4 separate regions of the Mus musculus genome follow, and all the other regions are linked to region 1. The links are chromatin loops, found by intact Hi-C in ENCODE. Cell type or tissue: heart. All regions are shown on one strand. Region 1 overlaps Phactr1 (phosphatase and actin regulator 1). Region 2 overlaps Phactr1 (phosphatase and actin regulator 1). Region 3 has its middle 57 kb from the start of Phactr1. Region 4 overlaps Phactr1 (phosphatase and actin regulator 1).

The links. A loop is a pair of places that touch in the nucleus more often than their neighbours do. Peaks named below come from ENCODE experiments on the same cell type or tissue, not always from the same donor. Only the 100,000 strongest peaks of a DNase experiment are listed, where the experiment ranks them.
Region 2: it touches region 1 in a loop (4-fold over the local background); 21 of 42 quality-filtered maps call a loop at or near these places.
Region 3: a loop joins it to region 1, with 9 times the contacts of the local background. A loop is called at or near these places in 8 of 42 quality-filtered maps.
Region 4: it touches region 1 in a loop (2.7-fold over the local background); 3 of 42 quality-filtered maps call a loop at or near these places.

What each region holds. Positions count from the first base shown.
Region 1 is chr13:42,820,296-42,825,295 of GRCm38, forward strand. The region is part of intron 3 of Phactr1 (phosphatase and actin regulator 1); the gene reads left to right. Among named protein-coding and RNA genes, the nearest start is that of Phactr1, 140 kb to the left of the region's middle. In heart, a CTCF peak has its summit at 2,491 (motif pointing left); a DNase peak (open chromatin) is centred at 2,476; H3K27ac peaks cover 888 bases.
Region 2 is chr13:43,092,201-43,097,200 of GRCm38, forward strand. Phactr1 (phosphatase and actin regulator 1) reads left to right here. Exons shown (of 14, transcript NM_001302635.1): 8 at 2,549-2,796; 9 at 4,450-4,606. Among named protein-coding and RNA genes, the nearest start is that of Gm15813, 28 kb to the right of the region's middle. In heart, CTCF peaks have their summits at 2,342 (motif pointing left) and 2,541; no DNase peak of the experiment used is centred here; H3K27me3 peaks cover 729 bases.
Region 3 is chr13:42,621,532-42,626,531 of GRCm38, forward strand. No RefSeq gene overlaps it. Among named protein-coding and RNA genes, the nearest start is that of Phactr1, 57 kb to the right of the region's middle. In heart, a CTCF peak has its summit at 2,122 (motif pointing right); no DNase peak of the experiment used is centred here.
Region 4 is chr13:42,881,610-42,886,609 of GRCm38, forward strand. The region is part of intron 3 of Phactr1 (phosphatase and actin regulator 1); the gene reads left to right. Among named protein-coding and RNA genes, the nearest start is that of Gm52053, 130 kb to the right of the region's middle. In heart, a CTCF peak has its summit at 2,636; a DNase peak (open chromatin) is centred at 2,552.

The DNA of each region.
Region 1 (5,000 bases):
AGAGAGAACTATCGAGCTAACACCTCCACTCCACTTCAGAAATCTGTAAGACCTCACCTTCAAAATGAGGCATATGTAAATCACTGGCTTTGAAAATTAAAACTACCCGCCATACTTTCAGTCCTTCAACCCCCTTTAGTTGTCTTTAATACCCTCTCCCCACACCCCGTAACCTCTTGGCTATTCCATGTTCTGGGGTTTATTTGTTTTCATTTAGTTTGGGTTGGCCTGTACTTGCAGGCTGCCATCTGCGGCAGTGGTACACAGACACACTGTGACTGTCATGCCAGGGTCGTGGGAGCATTCAGCTCCTCACACGAGGCATTTGTTTGTGCTGAGAACATCCAGAGTTCTCTTGGCAGCAGTTTTGAAATACACAGTGCCCTATTGTTAATCACAGCCAATCGTCCCTGCAAATGACGATCGGGTCACCTCTCCCTATCTGTGCAGCCAGAAAAGCCAGAGCTCACTCCCGTTCCCGACTGTAACTTGTGTATTATCCACTACCTGCCCCCCACCTCCCACTCCCTCACGAAGGCCTGATGGGACTGCCTATCTGCTGCTGCAGCCCAACTGCTGATAGTGATGTATGGCCCACACTGAGGCTCAGTTCTTTTTTTTCTTATGTGTAGCAGGGGAGGGGTGAGTACATGTGTACATGTGCATGCTCACGTATGCCTGCCCGCAGAGAGACGAGAGGTCAACCTCACAGTGTCTTCCTCTACCTCTCTTTGCCTTATGCTTCAACCGGCTTGTTCACTGAACCTGGCGCTCACTGCTTCAGCTAGACTGGCATCCTCCTGTCTCTGTGCCCCAGAGTTGGCGTTGCAGACCTGTGTGACTGAGCTGGTGTTTAGCGAAGGTGCTGAGTATCTGAACCTGCATACACACACACACACACACACACACACACACACACACACACACACACGCTTGCAGAGTAAGCGACGACCCCATTCACCCCACCCCCCACCTTCCAATACTATTTCTTGATGGCCGATAGAAACCCTATCTTCATTCCTTGAAATAAAAGCTCGAGAAGAATTTTTCTAAATCAGGCAGCTACGTCCTTGTTTTACCTGCTTTTCAAGGGAACCTTTAAAAAGATGTGTTTTGCACTTGGTCATCCATATTCATTGTAGTTCCCTTCTTCAAAGCCGGAAATTGGAAACAGCATAGACGTCCATCAACTGGAGAATGGAAAAAGGGGGCTCTTTTGACATATTCTTGTCTAACCTTTCACTCACCCTGCCTGAACAAGCCATTTGCCAGGCTCAGGACTCTCAGCTGCTCTAACAGCACATGGAACATGTGGGCGAGGGGTGGGGGTGAATAACGTGAGGAGTGTCATCCATTTTACAGGTCACATGATTGTTCAGCGAAACCGGAAGTTATTTAAAGCTTAAGCACCCTTTCTAGAACTTTGCATTTCATACTTTAGTACCATGCTTGGCTGCAGGGAACTGGAATGTCAGGCAGTTAAAACTCAGCTAGAAGCAGAGTCCAGGACCTTGAGAGGTGAAAGGGGTGTACATAGCTCCTCGCTGAGCCAGACAAGGCCCTGTGGCTCCAGCGGCTGTTTTATAACAGACAAACAGTGCAATGTGGGCTGAGAAACTAAAATCGGAGCGAGGCGGAGGAGGGACGAAGAGAGGAGGAGGGAGAGGGAGGATGCGTAGGGGGATAACAATGGCCACAGACTCTGCTGTCATCTCTCGGCATGCTTTTATCTGAGGTAGTGCACGTCTGCAGCCCCAGCACCCTGGAGACAAGGGCAGGGGGGAGTTCCAGTTCAAGGCCAGCCTGTGCTAAGTAACAGGGTTGTGGTTTTGTTTTCATGGGGCTTGAAGTTCATCCTCTCTCCGGACATCTGCAGAATCTCCACAAAAAATGAGCTGGGGTAATCACAGCAGAGGGGGCCAGAAGGTCACGGGCAGCAAAATAAATGCGTTGTAAGTGAACACTTAGTCTATAGGGGGGTTCCAGGCATGCAAGATGGCTCCGTGGAGAAGAGGGGACTTAAAAGTTGTATTGGGGGCCCCTTCCCAGGCCTCTCATGTAGCCTGTTGTACTTTTGAGCCACATGTTTGGGCACTTACTGTTTTCAGCCAATTCCTACGTGCCTTTCTCTTCACGCTGGCCAAAGCCCACGTGTTTTCTCCCATCCTTGCTCAGATACTCCCCTCTCTGGCCAAACAGCTCAGGGCCTCCCCTCCCAGGAAGATGGCTAGAGGACTCCCATGAGCCTCCAGACTCACCAAACCAGTCCCGACGTTCAAGGCAAAGAACATTCTAGAACCCCAATTATATCTACTTGAGACCAGTGGCACCCTTCACCTGACAGGCACAAGAGAAGATGCCTCCGGGTAACAATAACATATCTACCCAATTTGCTCGCCTGAGTGGTAGCCTACAGGGCAAAGGGATACATTCCTGTAGAAGCCTCCACACCCCGCTCACCTTTTAAGCTCTACCGCCATCTCGTGGCTGGCTTTGGTATTGCATGTGAACAACTGCGTTCACTTCTAACAGCCCCTACAAATTGCTAATTTCTTTCAGTGAGTACTTCCCGGGGGCCCTAAAACTGCAAACACGTGCAATTAGAAAGCAAGGTGATAAAGCTACACAGTAAGAAAAGCCTCTGGCTGTTATTTCAACTACTACACTTCAAACCTGAGAAAGAAGATGAGCCGTTTGCTGCCATGTAGCCAGAGGCTTCAAGTTTTTGCATTGTTCATTAACCTTTTTGCCAGGCCATGTTGTCACCGCAAAGTTCTTCTGTCTGGGAAGTAACCAGGTACTATTTCTTTGAGTGTTACCCCAGAGGAATTCAGCTTCCTCTTGTTCTCAAATGCTTTTCTATCTTCAGACAGGGTCTTTCTCTGGATAGTAAGCTGGCCTCCTACTCACCATGAGGCCCAAGCTGTCCTGCAGAGTCTTGGTCTGCCTGCCTCAGTCTCTCTAATGCTGGGATTGCAGACGTGACCCTCCACATCACCTTCTGGTGAGGTCGCCCTCCTCACCTAAACCTCTCTGAAAACATCCTCACAGGCATGCCCAGAGATGTGTCTCCTGGATGATTCCAAGTGACACACCAAGTTGTCAATGGAAACTAAGGGTCAGTGCTAGTAAAGTGGGTGTTGAAGATTTGCTGGCATCTATAGATTCGGCACTCACTACAGGCCTTAGGACATATTCCCACGGTGAAGGAAGTTGACTGGAATTCTAACATGAAGCTAGGGCTGAGAATCTGATGATCCACAGGGCTCATGCCAGGGAGATCTCACTAGTGTTCTGTGCATAGCTCCAGATGGACAGACAGACAGACAGAGTCGTGTGTACCACTGCACCTCAGAGCAGGGCTGGAAGCTCTGTGTCCTGGTGCAGCTTATAGCCATCACACTGACTTAGGGATTAGCAACAGAAGCCCTGCAAGTATCGGTAATTTATTGGATGTCACGTAACACTTCTTGTATAAGCTATAACCCTGAATTCAGGAGATATAACGACTACTCGCTGTTAGCAGACATCGTCTGTACTACTCAACATGAGCATGAATGGGCTTCAATAGGAGGGTAGGTGTGGAGAAGCATCTTGTCTTAGATTCTTTAGAAATGGGCCATGTGTTCCTTCAACTGTTGGCTTAGCCTGGTTGCTGCTAAATCCTTGCTTGTGTTTCTCAGATTTTCAATAACAAGGCACACAGATCGCTCACTCCCTCCTGACGCCCAAGGACAAATTAAATATTTCTCATGGGACCAAACTGCCAGGCAGCCCTGTGGAGTGGAAAGAGGCATAGGAGAGCTGGGTGTAATCCCAGTTCCTGAGAGACGGTGGCTAAAAATAAAAGTCAACCGCGGAGAGGCACTCACTCTTCCGTGACCAAAACACTTCTAGATGATTTCTTGGGGGAACTAAAATATCTCTTTTTAAAGAAAAAAAATAAAACATCATGAACCAGCGTCTCCTTGTCTTGCTGATTTTGATCTGGACACTTCTCTTGCCTTGTAAGCGCCATTTCTGTCCTTTGTATTTATCTAGTTATTTATTTCAAAGGTTGGGAGGTCTCTCTGGAGGATGAGAAAGTTAGCTCTCCATCTCCAGTGGGCTACGGATGCTGCTGTTCTAAGAGTACCTTCTTGGTGGTGATGCTAAAGGTCCCAGTCCTCACTTGTGGTGATTTGAATGAAAATAGCGCCAAACAGGCTGGAGGGGCCAAGAGTTCTACACTTGACTCAGCAGCAGGCAGCAGGAAGAAAGAGTGACACTCTTTAAATAAGCTCACAGGGAGTGGCACTATTGGGAGGTGTGGCCTTATTGGAGTAGGTGTGGCCTTGTTGGAGGAAGTGTGTCACAAGGGGGCAGGCTTTAACATTTCAGATGCTCAAGCCAGGCCCAGTGTCACTCTCTCTTCCTACTGCCTGCTGATTCAGATGTAAAACTCTCAGCTCCTCTGGCACCATGTCTGCCTGGATGCTGCCATGCTTCCTGCCATGATGATAATGGACTGTAGACTTCTGAACCTGCAAGCCAGCCAGAATTAAATGCTTTCCTTTATAAGAGTTGCTATGTTCCTGGTGTCTCTTCACAACAGAAACTCTAAGGCACCCTTGTTAATCAGTTCGTGCAGCATCCCACCTTAATCCACAGGCAGACCTGGGGAAGTTCTCCAGGCAGGATGGTGCCGTGCATTCTCTCAGAAGAAGCCACTTCTGAAAAGGACACAATTGAATAATGAACGCAAGGCTTCAATCTCAATTTCTGTGCCCTAATTTTACAGAATGAAAATATTTGACAGCCTCATTCCTAATTCTCACTCACCCTATGTGGGAGCATTAGTGAACAGCATATAGTGATATCTGAGATCTGAAAATGATGCCAAGGAATCAATCTATTCCTGCAGTGCAAGGGGTGCCTCCTACTGGAAGTTAACCCTGTTTTGTTGGGCCTTGCATCACCCTGTCCTACCTTAGCCAGGGTTTCTCAGCTTCCCTGGATAG
Region 2 (5,000 bases), 270 kb after region 1:
GGAGGGAGAAAGAGAGCTAGCTAACTGGGAATTATGTGAGCTTTTGAACTTCAAGGCCCAGATGCAGAGACATACCTCCTCCAACAAGACCACAGTCCCTACTCCTTCCAAGCAGTTCTACTAACTAGGGACCAAGTATTCAAATTTATGACCTTTGGGGTCCATCTTCATTTGAACCACCATGCCACCTATAAGGTTGGGTTTCGTATCTCCTTCATCCCCTCTCCCCTTATCTTTGGACCCACTTTGGAGCTTCCTGCCTCAAGGCATTCTTGTTTTCTAACTTTCAACATTTTCTCACACCAAACAAGAATACCTATTATCTGCCTCCCATCCCTAACTCCCAGGTGTCTATTCTAAGCTCTGTGCCTTTCAGAGAGCGTGCTAATTAAATTATGAAGATAGAGAGAGGTGTAGGCAAGGCTGGGACAAAACACAAGCCATGAAATCACAGTTGTGTCTCTTCCATACACGCCTACTTTCCATGATACCCAAGAAAGATGTCCAGGCACAGCTAGAATGTAGTAGCTATCTTTGATCCGTAGGAAGGGCAGCTTCGAAGGGCAAAGCAGTAAGATGCCCACTCAGTCCAATTTATGGTTAAACATCGTACTTGTCACCTAGAGACCACCCGTAATGTGTCCTGCCTACCCGTGGCTCCCATTGCTGTGTGTGCAATTAGCTGGGAAATGGGGCATCTCTAACCACTAATCTCTAATAAAATGCTGCACTGTTGTAAATACATGATTCTGTCCCATTCGGTAACTGTTGTTTCCAAGTTGATTTAGTTCACTGCCTCGAATAACATAGCTCATAGGGTGTTAACTGGATCTCCCATTTGCTTCATTGAAGAGTTATGTGGAAAATACAAAGAGAAAATCAACCCCTTTGGAAACAGTGAAAGGAAGGAAGTTAATTGAATTTAAATTAGACACAGCAATAACTTAGACCATAATTGAAAGGTTCCAGGGAAACTCATGTTTTCATACAGCATAGTAAGATTCCTTTAGGATAAAATAGTGTAATCCAAAGCTCTGATATATAATATACCTTCACACTCCACTTGTTTATGAATGTCAAATACTTTTTGAGAAGTCTTTAAATAAGGATATAAACTCTATTTTTGATGGTTCTGAAAAAGAATAAAAATTTTATCCGAACTGGGGATGTATGTTAGTGATGGAGCACTTGACAAACATATGTGAGGCCTTGGGTTCAATCCACAGTACTGGAAAAGAGGACAGAGGGGAGGAGGGAGGGAGGGAAGAGAAAGGGGAGGGAGGGGAGGAAAGAAAGAAGGAAACAATGACTTGTTTCTGGCTCCATACTCCCATTATTATTTTTAATATTATATTTAATATTATAATTCATTTGTTTTTGTTTTTCCTTTGTATTTACTCTTCTTATATATCACATCTCAACTAGGAGTTTCCCCTCCCTCCCCTCCCCCCAGCTCCTCCCCCTAACTTCCCCCCTCTCCCCCACCCCTCCCCCAATCACCTCCCCTCAGAAAAGAGCAGGACATCAACTAAATATGTCATCACAAGCTGCGATAATAACAGGCACGTATTCTCACACCAAGGCTGGATAAGGCAACCCAGTAGGAGGAAAAGGGTCCCAAAGGCTGGAAGAGTCAGAGATAGTCCCTGCTCACACTGTTAGGAATCCCACAAGAACACTAAGTTACACAACCAGAACATACATGCAGAGGACCTAGGTCAGACCCATACAGGGGCCCTGATCTCAGTGAGCCCACCTGAGTTCTGGTCAGCTGATTCTACGAGCCTTGTTCTTATGGTGTCTTAGACTTCATACAAAAGGACTCCCTGTTGCTATGAGCTCTTCACATAGGCTTTATTAGGAAACCATAAATGGTTTATATTGTCCAATTGTCTAATAGTGGATGCTTTAGGCGTCTCTTTCACTGAAACTATATTAGATCAGCGTTGGCTTTGAGGGCATCGTTCTTACAAAACTGACCAGTAAGGTGGGCCGGGCGAGGAGTTAGGCTAGGGTTGGTTACCCATGACTGCCTGCTCAACCCTGACACCGTCCTAGGAAGAGTACTTCCTGGACATGGTCCACGGCCATGTCCACCTTGATGTCCAAGCACAGGGCTCAGCCTTCCATCTACCTAAGCTCTCCTCTTCCTCTGTGTCTCCATCCCGATCATGTCAAACTATCCTCTCTCTCTGTTCGTGCCGCTGCTCTGTGTAGCTTTTGAAAAATAGAACCTCACTTACTAGCCTCTCTATCTGAGATCAAGTTAATCCTTCCCCCAGTGAGAAGGTAGGTGGGTTGCAGAGGAGCCCCCCTTCACTGGTTCAAAGTGTGCCATCTAGTGGCTATACATTGTTGTGCACCCACCCATCACCACCATCCATCTAGCGTTCTTCTGTTTGGCTCCAGGCTACCGTCTCCACCAGGGAAGCACTGCCCTAAAAGGACAAACTGTCAGATAAGCAATCTATCACATGGCCTGGGTGACCTTTGTCTCAGAGATAGGGACAACTGAGGTGAACTTCCCCTTTCTTTTCTTTTCATGCAGCTCCGAGCAACGAGTCCCCTGTTCCACGTCTTACCACAGTTCTGGTTTGCACTCAAGCGACGGCATCACAAAAGCAGGACCCATGGGCCTTCCGGAAATAAGACAAGTGCCAACTGTTGTGATTGAATGTGATGACAATAAGGAAAATGTGCCTCATGAACCCGACTATGAAGACTCGCCCTGCCTGTATGGCCGGGAGGAGGAGGAAGAGGAGGAAGATGAAGATGATGACGCCTCTTTGTACACCAGTACGTGCAGGCAGGCTGTCCATGACAGTGGGGGAGGTGTGGGACTGTAGAAACAGCACAGAGCAGCTGCCTGAAGATGTGGTTTTAAGTGGACCTTAGGTCACAGGACGGCTCAGGTGACTTCTCCAGGCCCCTTAAGCAGTAATAAGAAAGCATAAATCTCATGTATACAGCATCATAGCTATACACATCACACAGCTATCTTAATACCCCCTACCTATGCCTTGGTTGCTTTCTTGAAGTATAACCCTCTTTTTCAAACAATAAGGGGTCAGGGAAGGGAGAGCTTGAAAATCTACTGCATGTGTGTAAACCTAGCGACTGTATATGCAGTATATTCATGTTCAAGTGTAGCTCACCAGCTTCAGAAAAGCTGAACTTAAATTCTCCACTGAAAACCTTTAACTATATTGAGAAATAGAGAAAGCAAGTTGGTAATCTATCACTCTGACCATGAATAGGTAGAGTTTAACGGTGCGAGGATAGCTATGGCTGATGTGGGGCAATTGTTTAATAAGTGAATTTATTAATACAGCCGTCACATGTTGCCTGGATGGGGTGTTCCCAACAATGAGCTAAGACTGTGTCCCCATAGCTCTACCTTCAAGCACACTTAGGGCATCAGCATGGTACCCATTTTACTGGTAAACGGGGATAATGGAGAAGAAAGAGTAAAAGTGAGGCAGGAGAAAAAATCAGAGAGGTGCAGTCAGGGTCTGCAGTGACCCAGGATTGAAAGGGGACAGCTACTGAGCCTGCGTGTCAGGTGGTGCCTGAGAGTTGAAGCATCTGTGCCAGGGTGTCTCACATTTGTGTGCTAGACCTTTAGAGCCAGATTATTCTCTGTTACGAAGGTGATGCTGAGCATTGCCTTCAAGGGTCTTCACCAGCTAGACGACAGGACCAACCTCCTGACTGCCACCTAACTGACCTTCAACAACCCAAAATGCCTCTAGATATCTCCTGGCTACTCACTAAAGAGCAAAGTCAACTCTGGTTGAAGTCCTGGATGCTCAGGAACCCGTGTGTTCAAAAGAAAGAGCCATCCCAGAATATTGTCCCTCTCCCAGTCCTCTGCTCTGCTCTCACCCCACATGGTCCCACACTGACCGCCACACTGGGTTATCTCCCTTTGGATGTCCTGAGTTCCAGGAAACTGCTCTGGTCTGTCTCCTGATGGTTCCCAGCATCTGTGTTACCACTGAACATATTCAGATGTGGATTCCCACCAGCCTGCTCTCGGTGGGAGTACCCACTCTCCTGGTGGGAGTACCCACTCTCCTGGCGGCAGCCCCCTTCTTCGGAGCCTTTCCTGGCTGCCAAGACCTTTACCCTGTCTGTTCCTCTCCCCTCTATGGCACTTCACAGCTGGCCCTGTCCTCCGTTGTGATGTTGCTGCATCCTGGAGATTTCTAAAAGGAGAGATCCAGTCACAGGCTTCCCTTCCCTCCCAATATGCCCCATACTCACCCTGTGGGTTATATAAAGCCTGATGATGGCAGCGACCCTAAGAACTTGGACTTTAGTGTTCCTGGCACTAAAGTATTATGCCTTTGTGTCTCTCCCCCTGCCTGTTGCTTTATAACCTGCCCGCAGTTGGCCCCATGGGCATTCAGGTGTCTCTGTTAACTGACTGATTTCTCCCTCCTCCAGGCTCACTGGCCATGAAGGTGTGCAGGAAGGACTCCTTAGCCATCAAACTCAGCAACAGGCCCTCTAAGCGAGAGCTAGAAGAAAAGAACATCCTCCCCAGACAGACGGATGAGGAACGGCTGGAGCTCAGACAGCAGATTGGCACCAAGCTCACCAGGTAAGAAAGCAGCAGCCCCGCCCGTCTGGTCGCAGGACAGTCTCTGTGGCTACGTGTATTGCCCATCGCTAACCTCCTTCTTTGTGTCTCTTAGCAACTTGCTGCATAAAAAGCCAGTGGATAGCAACCTGTTTTGTCCCTAAGTTTGCTTGTACGGTCCCTCTCCTTCACTCAGCCAAGTCTTGGAGGTTTTGCTTGATTCAAGGGTTAGGATTGAAGACCTGTATGTAGAGGAGTTGTGGTTTGGTTAACTACAGAGACAATCAAGCACACTTTCTGTTGTGTAGTCAAGAATTTGGTAGTGATGCCCCATTGCTACTCTGGGATGCTTCTTGAATGGTGTACATATGGTTATTAAAGACATATGTACATAGGCATAGCTTTGTGTTCTAGT
Region 3 (5,000 bases), 200 kb before region 1:
GGATGCACAGACGTAACTTTGTGAACTGCACTAAAGCAATTTCATCATGGCCCCGCTCTCTTTCCCTTTATCTCTTTCCATGATGACTCATGACAAGAGAACAGCGTGCTCTTTCATAAGATCAGATTCCTGGTCATTGGTTTGACTACCTGACATTCCTGATGCACATCTTACTCTTGTTTGTATCATGAAGATTATAAGAAATGCATTGTTTTGGAGAATTCAGTCTGTTTTCCCAGATTTTTAGATGTTTCATGCTAGAGAAATCAGGTCTTGACATGAATCTCTTCAGTTCCTGCTTTATTGGTGACTTTCAGCAAATAGGAGGCCACCTGACCAAAAGGAGAGAAGATCTAAGAACAGTGTTAAAATCTAAGTTTTGGTTCTTTTTATTGTTCAAAAGGGATCTTGCTAATGTCCTAGCATTTCTACAGCAAAAGACACTTCAGGCAGTGGTGGCGCATGCCTTTAATCCCAGCACTTGAGAGGCAAAGACAAGCAGATTTCTGAGTTCAAGGCCAGCTTGGTCTACAGAGTGAGTTCCAAGACAGCCAAGGCTATACAGAGAAACCATCCCAAAAAACAAAAACAAACAAACAAAAATAAAATCCAAACAAACAAAAAAGATACTTCATTGCCTTGTGTGTGAGAGATACATATTCAAAATTTGAAATATATTTACCTGCACACATATGATATAAAGACAATCTGAAAATTATCTTTAAGCCCAACTCCATAGGATAAGCATTGTCATTTTAGAATAAGCATACAGAAATCCATCTGTCCATAGATGGGAACATAAATGTGAATGCACACAGTTACAGAAACTCAAGAGTTGATTTAAAGTGGGCTGTGTGTCTGTGATTTATTTGAATGTCTTGTTAATTTTAAAGAAACTTTACAAAGAAGTTATTGTTACCTCATCCAGTTTAGAGAAAAGAAGAGGAGATTCACCTTGGCCAAGTTGGCATGCATGTTAGGATGTAGTGACTCAAAGCATTTGAAACAAAGCATCTAATTTCAAATCCCACAGTGTATAAGACACTGCTTGAAGCCAGGCATTCTATGCCTTATAACAGCCCAACCTACCAACTTCTCATGGGTACTCTCTGGTATGGGTAAATGTGATTACCAACTTGATTGTCATGTTGGGCACTTAGGATATTAGCAAGCATACTTCTAAGTGTATCCGTGAGGTAATTTCCAGACAGTTAGAACAGGAGTGCTCTGGTCCTATCAATGTTGGACTACATTGTTAGGTAGAAAGAATGAATACCTGTTAGAAGGTTGTGGGACTGAAGCATTTAGAGCCTATGTGTGGAAAGCAAGTCCCTAAACATGTGCTCTGGGAGAGTCAGCCTTGGCCCTTGGTCCTTCCTGTTGACCTCGCTCTTCTTCCTGGCCATCAAGAGCCATTCTACTCTGCCCTGCCTTTCTCCATGATGTTCGCATGTTCGATTTCACTACATGCCCAGAAAGAGCGGAGTCAGTCATCATATCTGAAATGTCTAAAACTATAAACCACAATAATTTTTCCTCCTCAATGTTATGTCTCTCATATTTTTCACAAAATGAAAGCTAAGTCACATACCTTCTCATAGTAATGCATAAAACATATATATCCTTTTCAGGGTTCATAATGAATCTGTCCCTACTTTATACTCTTAACAGTTTCTTCATCATGGAAGAAATTTGGCTTTCTGCTTTTTCTGCTTTGTTTTTTTCTTTTCCTTTTTTCCATAAATACACTGATTCTCAAATCCTCTTATGCCTCACTTTGCTTTTTTGTGATCACCTGTTTCATATTACTGAGAGTGAGATTTGGGTGTCGAATTTAATGTTGGCTACAGATTGCCAAGATACACATTTTAAGATTAAATTAGTCTGTACTCTTACAAACACAAATGAGAATAACTTTTCTCCATCCTTATTTCATTTAGAAAAGTCATTCTTAAAATGCATCACAAGACGATTTAAAAGAAAATGAGCCTCTTTTTATAGTGTATAGTTGTCATTATGTAACTTCTACAAAGCCCAATTATTTTAAAAGTTATGCCATCCTATGCATGAATTAATGGTTCTCTTTAAAACACTCTTCCAGGGTCACTTTATTTCATTGTGGCCAGCAGGCGGAGCTCACATACAGATGACAAAGATCTCTGTGGTCACATAAATCTCTTAAGCAGCTGAGCCTTGGGATGATAGCACTCTGTCCACCTTATTCTAACTATATTTAACACTTTGCCTAATAATCCCCAAGGTTTGGGTTCATTGTGATTCGGAGTCAGTGTTTTGAGAAAGTCATGTAAACGATGCCCAGATATCCTTATGCGAAGGTCCATGTGTCAGACCAGAGGAACATTATCCTGTCCATGTGGATCTCTGTGGACCTGATTTCAAATCACACAGTTAAAGGTTTCCTCGCACCTCCCCCGTTGCTCTTTGTCTCCAAAGATGGTGTGTATCAGAACATTGTCTTGGACTCTTTTATTTCTTATTTGTAAATGTATTAAATTGTTATTCAAGCCTTGGGCAGGTGCTGTTCTCTGTTTTCCTTGCTAGGTCCCATGCTTTTCCCCCCCTCCATGTAGCCATGGATGGAACTACCTGGGACTGTTGTGCCCACAAGACAAAAATTTCAACTCATGTTTAAGGACTTTTTTTCCTCTCATTTTCAAAGACGGATCCAAGTTAAAAGACAGAAAAATGACAATACAGACATAAAAAAGGGCTAAACATAGAAAATATCAAGATAAGTCAAAAGTTTTATTAAAATAAATATGAACCAATTGAGGTAGCTATTTGAGAGAGAATAAGAGAGCAAGAAAGGAAGAGAGAGTTTGCATAAGTTTGTTAAAAATAATAAAAGTCATTCAGGGTATGGTAGCACATGCATCCAGGACAGCCAGGGCTATAAACAGAGAAACCGTGTCTTGTAAAACGTGTGTGTGTGTGTGTGTGTGTGTGTGTGTGTAATCAAAAAGCCTAACAATAAAAATGCTCAAAGGAACAGGAGTGAAATTTATAGAGACACAACTATAGATATAGTTAATGAAATATTGAATTTAATTGATTATAAAGCAAATACACATTAAAATGACCTTTGCTCAAATTAAGAAAGAGTAGGTCAGTATTGGCAGTGATAGGTATGATAGTTACAATGCAGCAAGGGTCAAGGTAAACCCAGATACATGGCAGAAATATTTATCCACACTAGGAAGAAGTTTTACAATTTATAGAAAGAACATGATAGCAATATTATTTGCTTTGACAAATAATATTTATCTGTATATTATTCAAAATACAAAGGATACATATATATCATTTTCATATATATACATATATATGTGAAAAATCATCATTTAGCCAAGCAAAAACTTACACACAGTAAATAAACATGAGATTTTACATATATATTGTTTTATATGATTATGTATATATATACATATGTATACACACATATATGTATATATATATGTATGTGTGTGTGTATATATATATATATATATATACACACACACACACACACACACACACACACACACACATATATAAAATCTTACTTTTGATGCCTGTTTTCTCTGACTATAGGACAACCTAATTCATTCATTATTGTTCTCACATTTAGTATGAGAAACCATTATTCTGAGTGAGGTAAACCAGAACCAGAAAGACAAAGGTCTCATGTTTTCCCTCATTTGTGGGTGTTAGCTTTGAAACGTCAGATATGTGTGCTTCATTTGAAGTATGCATAGAAGGGAGGAAATTACTGAGGGGTAGTGGGAAGGCCTTCTAGGAGAGGAAATTGAAATCACTGGTATAAAGGGCTAAAGGGAAACAGAAATGCTTAAGTCGAGATGAGGAGGGAAAAGTAAAGAAAGGAAAATTGGGGAGGGATAAGTAACGCCAAAACCCTTTTGAAAAGGAAGCCTGATACTGTAGAGCTTCTATATGTGCATGTATAGTCCATATATACATAGCTATAGCTGTACAGCTTTACAAAAATGTCCCCACTAGACACTATAGGCTAACAAGCAAGAACCCAGTGCCAGGAATGGGTTGCTTTGGGCGTTACTGGCCTGTAAGCTCCCATAGACCCCAAACGGTGCAGGCTATCGCCAATGCTCTTGGTTGCCTCCAGAACTTGACAGTAAGATGTAGAACTCAAACTCGTGTTGACCCTAAAGCTTCATCCCTGATGTTTCTCATAGTGTTAGAAGACTCTAAGGAAGCTTCTAGAGGGGAAAATATCATCTATCTTTCCATACTGTGAAGAGAATGAGCTACAAAATGACTGACTTGGCAAGATTTGCCCACTGGTGCAGTAGTGGCAAAAACATCATGAGAGTTACCAACCATGTTCTGATAGGATTTAAGTTCCACTTCACAAGATGAAACCCACACCAGCACTAGTAAAAGCCCTGGAGTTATAGCTAGATGGGTCATAGGCCCTAAGGGAGAAACTACTGTTATTACTTTGATAAATGGACATGATATTAAAATTACATCTGGTGACTTATCATTAGACCCATAGATTAATTCATTTCCTAACCTCTAACAGAGTAACGTCTTTTTGTTGTAGATGGTGACCAAAGCAGACCCTCACAAGTGGTCAAGATGCAGAAAATCAGAAACAGCAGAACACTTAACTCTAAACGAAACATATCTACCACATGCCCCCTCCCAATGCTCAGGAATCATTGTGGAAGAGGGGGTGGAAAAAGTGTAAGAGCCAGAGTTGATAACTGAAATGAAACAGTGCCTTCTGAACACAGCAGCTCAGCTGCACATAAGAACCCACAGTGGTTGTGACAGCGTGCATAAAGCCTATACAATACCAGCACAAACTCTAGTTAGACCAAACTCTAGCATGGACAGGGGAGTTGAGTATGAAACCCAGTCCCCAGAGAGAGAGTCAGCTTTCCCTAAGAATGCAGTTCCAGTAAGTCAACCATACTTCAATGGAAGCCACACATCCCAGAATTCTTGGGCAGATCAAA
Region 4 (5,000 bases), 61 kb after region 1:
CTAGTGAGATAATACTTACATATACTTGGGGGAAATGGAGTGTATAAGCCATGCTGAAGATGTGGGAGCTAGCCTATAACCTGCAGGAGTTAGTTCTCTTCTTCATCAATGTAGGATCCAAGGATTGAAACCAGGTCATCAGGTTTGGCAGCAAGTGTCTTTCCTCTCTGAGCCATATTGCCAGACCTTAAGAAATAACTTGACCAATTTCTTGTTATCTTCTTAGTATGGATGTTACGTGTTTTTGTTGTTGCTTGAGATCTAGCCCGGGGCCTGTGCTCTGTTTCAGAGCTACACCCAAAGCATTAGAACACATTAAACTGTGTACATTAAATGGCACTTCTCTCAGTCAGATATGCATGGAGCCTGCAGGTAAAACCATAAAGGGCTGTTCTTTTAAATACACGAATTAACAGAAAACCCCAGAAGGAAGAGCTTTCCGATACAAATTTATTGGGTTTGGGATTTAAAATGTGACTTTAAATTAATTCTGTATTGTTGTGTGGTACTGAGGATTGAACCCATGGTCTTTCACAGTGAAGGTTAAGCTCCTACCACTGAGCCATTCCCAGCCTAATTTCAACTTCAAACTTATAATCTCCCTCTACTTTCTTAGCTAGCTTGTAAACAAAGTCTAAGAGGGTGTCACAGAGACTTGGGGAGGAAGGAGCCCCCACCAGCCCATCTCCCTGAAAAAAAAAATGTTTCCCAAGTTAAGCAGAATATTGCTATGCAAATCATTTAGCAATATTTTTTCTAGAAATTGATGAGAAAAATAAAATACTATATAAGAATATCTAAAAAGATTGGTCTAGATAACGGATTGCCCCTCTCCCATTAGTAATATGTGTGTGACAGAGAGCATGAGATACATCTCTGAAACCCTAGCTTACAATTAGCTTCTCTGAGTTTACAAGAAGAAAAGCCTAAAACTTAAGATTGAACACAATTTTTTCATCCCCCTATTAATAAGTGTCTGGCGGTAGTAAGCCGTGTGCAAGGCACGGAGCACATAGTATGCAGCATTGGATAAGAGAGACAGAGCCCCTGCTTTCTCCAGGATTACAGGAAACCAACAGGCAATGACAACATAACATAATAGCTTGTACTATAAGGAACCACAGAGGCATGTTGCAAAAGAATCCAATAAAGACATAATTGGAAAGAAGGAAAAAAGACTCAAGTTTGACACCTGCAGCTTACAGAAGCCATTCCAGACACAGGGACCTGCCCAGATAAACAGATGGGGACAGGAGAGCATCGACTAAAAACCCAGAAGCTAAAACCCATGTCAGTTTGCTGTCATACAGAAGACAAGAAGGGGAGGGGATAAGCTTGGAGAAGTGACCGTGGGCCAGGACAGAGTCCATGATTCCACTTGTCTGAGGTGTCCAACAAGGTCAGTCTATAGAGACAGAACATAGATCAGTGGCTGCCTGGTTATGAGGTAGAAGATGGAAGACGTGACAGTAAGTTGTGAGTTGGTTTCTTTGGGGAATGGTGGAAATGTTCTAAAAATAGATTTTAGTGATGACAATTCTGTAATCTGTATGTAGTAAGACATTAAGTATATTAAAGTTCATTGAATTGTGGTGACTTATACACTTAGAATATATGCAAAGTGTGTCTTAATAAGGCTTTTAGTGGCTGAGGGTGTTAAGTCAATAATAGTGTTTGACCAGCCTGACCAAGGCTCTGGATTCAACCCCTAGCATTAGAGAAAGATTGATAACAGTAATTGAGAGGTTAGGGAGATGACTCGGTGGCTAAAAGCTCTGACTGCTCTCCCAGTGAACCCAGATTCAATTCCCAGTACCTATATGATGGCTGGAAATGATCCAATTCCAGGACATCTGACATCTTCTTCTGGCCTTCCTGGGCACTGCGCACACCTTGTGCACAGACACACATTCAGGCAAAACACCCATTCCCATAAAATAATAAAATAATTTAAAAAAAAAACTTGATAAAGTTGTTCAAATATGAAGCATCCTATAGACCCTGTTAAGGACTTTGGCAGCATCCTACATGGGGTTCTGCATCCTACACACCTGCTTCTGAGGTGCTTTGAACAGTACATAACTTCTGCCTGCAAAGTTGCAGTGAGCAAAGAGAACGGACCCCCATTGAGTACCTACTGTCTAAGGAACACCTGCAGGGGTACCTCACACACATCATCACATTTAAACTTCACCACAGTGTGCCGATACCCTTTGCTACAGGTTTGTTTCATTGCTGTGGCAATCGAGGCATTACCCTAATGGGTCCGAAATAGCAGCAGCCACTGTTGTTTCTGTGAGATGGTCGTGGCTCTTCAGAGGTGAGGCATTGTGCCCAAAGCTTTGCACGGGATTAGAATGTAGGATCCATAGGACCTAGAGCTTTTCACTTTTGTTTTCACTGCTCTGCAGCCCTGACAAAGAGTGAAGAAAAATACTCAGGACGGGGTTGAATTGCTTGGTAGACTGACCCGGCTGTAACACATATCCCTGGTGTATCCGTTTCCGGTTCCGACTGGAACAAATTGCCACAAACTCTGTGGCTTAAAGCAACAGATGTATCCTTTCGTAGTTCTGGAGGTCAGAAGGTCAAAGCCAACCTCACCCAGATAAAGTCAAGATGTAGGAGCTGCTGCCCCCTGAAGGATCTTGGGAAACTCCAGGGCTTCATCCTCCCCAGCTTCTCTTAGACACCTGCATTCTGAGGGTAGGGTAGGTGCCCCTCCCTGTGATAGCTAGAATCACTTCCGTTTCGCTTTCGCTTCATTCCCCCCCTCCCCCTTCTCCACTTTGTTGATTTCCTTACGTACAAGGATTTCAGCCTGTCGGGGATGTTTCAGAATCCTTTTCCCTTCTCAAGTTTCCTAATCTAATCACAACTGCTCACTGTGACGATAATGATGATGATATGATGATGACATCTGGCCTATCAGCTAGCTAATAAATTTGGAGACAAGGCCCTTATTCTGCCTAGTCTATCCAGCTCTAGAAACTTGTTTGATTTGAGTCCGAGAATAAAAGCATCATCAGTGTTTTGACCTTGAACACGAGCCTAAAGCCTTTTGTCTAATCATAACAAAAATCAAGACTGGAATAAAATAATACTCTTACTTATTTATATCTAATCTTAAATACCCTCCACTTGAAATGTGAGAAGAATAAAACAAATTTTAAAATGTGACCATGTGCAGTTAAAGGATATTTTTATCTGGAAATGTTATTATTATTCATTGATAAATTACAGAAAAATGTCAACATGTCGAGCCCTCAGAGAGATCCCCTGCCAAAGGAATGTGGAAGTTTGGATAAATGGGTACAAACAGTCATAGAATAATATTTATATTGCATCATAACCTGTTTTCAGACACACTTTGTCTTCTACAGTTTCACTTAAAACAAACATGAGCTTCACAAGGCTTGTTTTAAATGAGCCAGCATCTTGTTTTCAAAGGTTTTGTGATACCTATTTTGCTCTGGGTTGCCCCCCTACTGCCACTGCCACAAAGTCTAGGCCTGAGAGAAAAGCAAAGCCCAGAGGCCACTAGTCAGCAGAGAATCCTGACAGAGAGCACATTGAGAGAGCAGAGCTTGTCTAGTGTCCTTCAGAGCTGCTAGACTCCCTGAGAGTGTCACTCGGAAGGCAAAGAAGCTTCATAAAGTAATGAGGAACCAGCCCTGTGAGTCCTGTATACTGTGGGGGCTGAGGCCAGAGGATGGCAAGTTCAGGGGCTTCTGGGGCCACAGAGCAAGTCTAAAGGTGGTCTAGACAACTTGCCACCGAGACCCTTTCTCAAAAATTAAAAAGCAGAAATGTAAATCAGAGAGCTTAGGTAGAATCAAGTGTCTCAGTGGTAAAGCAGCAGCCTAGCGTGCATGAAGTTCTATGTTCAACCACCAGCAACACAAAACATTCCATAAACATATGTTCTAATTATATAGAATTTATTATATGTACCGAAAATACTGAAGAACAAGAATTTGGGTCGAAGATCAGGATAATCCTTCAGTGGCTATTCACTTGTTCTAAGCATCCTCGCCTCTGTTCGACCAACCAAAGTATTTTCTTTTTAACTGCTTTCTCCTGTGATGGATCACCCTGCTTTTAGTCTTTCGTTCTCTTACACTCAGCATATGGTGGTCATGGGCTGTGTTTGCTTCCATCCAGATCATCTAACAGGCTTCTGCGGTAAGTGATGCTTCACTTCCGAAGTGTCCTGGGACCATAAATCAGATTCTTCTCACTTTTAGCGGTAGTGAGGAGGGGAGAAGGAGGCTGCTTCATTACTTAGGTGACCTTGAAGCCAGCTCGTTTGGTTTTTGGTTTTTCCATAGGACTAGCTGACATCTCTGAGGTTGTCAAATACATCTATACTTGTGCTTTTCAATTCTGATATCTCACTGCCTTGGGACTCTTGGTGAATACTAGAGTGGGTTTGCAGGTTGCTTAGGGATTTCCAAGCGGCAGACCTGGGGATGAGATTTCCTAGTGCAGTTTTCTGTGAGAGGGAGCTTCATTTGGCAATACCAGAAGAGACTTTGGGAAGTAAGAAAGAAAAGAGAAGAAGACAGGAAAGGATGTAATTTTAAGGCAGCTACTGATGCGAACAACACAACACTGGGCTATTTTCAATATACTGGTGTGGAAACAGGGTAGGTGGCCTTCATGGGTTTTCTCCATCCCTGGTTGAGCATGGCTTTGGTAAGCACTGTGTCTCTGGTACTTACTCTCCATTGCCTCTACCGTGAGGAAACAAAGCCCACTACAGAGTTGCAGGTGTTCCCATCCCAGTAAGCTTTCTAATTATGGAAGCTAGTGCTGTTGAGTTCTGGGTGGCCGGGACGGGGCAATGCTGACAACTTCTGCTTCGATGAGTGTGAGAGGTGTGGGGGAAACGTGGGGAATGAATGGTCAATTAGGAAACGAGAATAGAGCGCTCTCATAAGCTTGCTGTGAATGTTCCAGAAATCGCAAGTCCTGGTTTGTCACTGCTTACTTAGCAC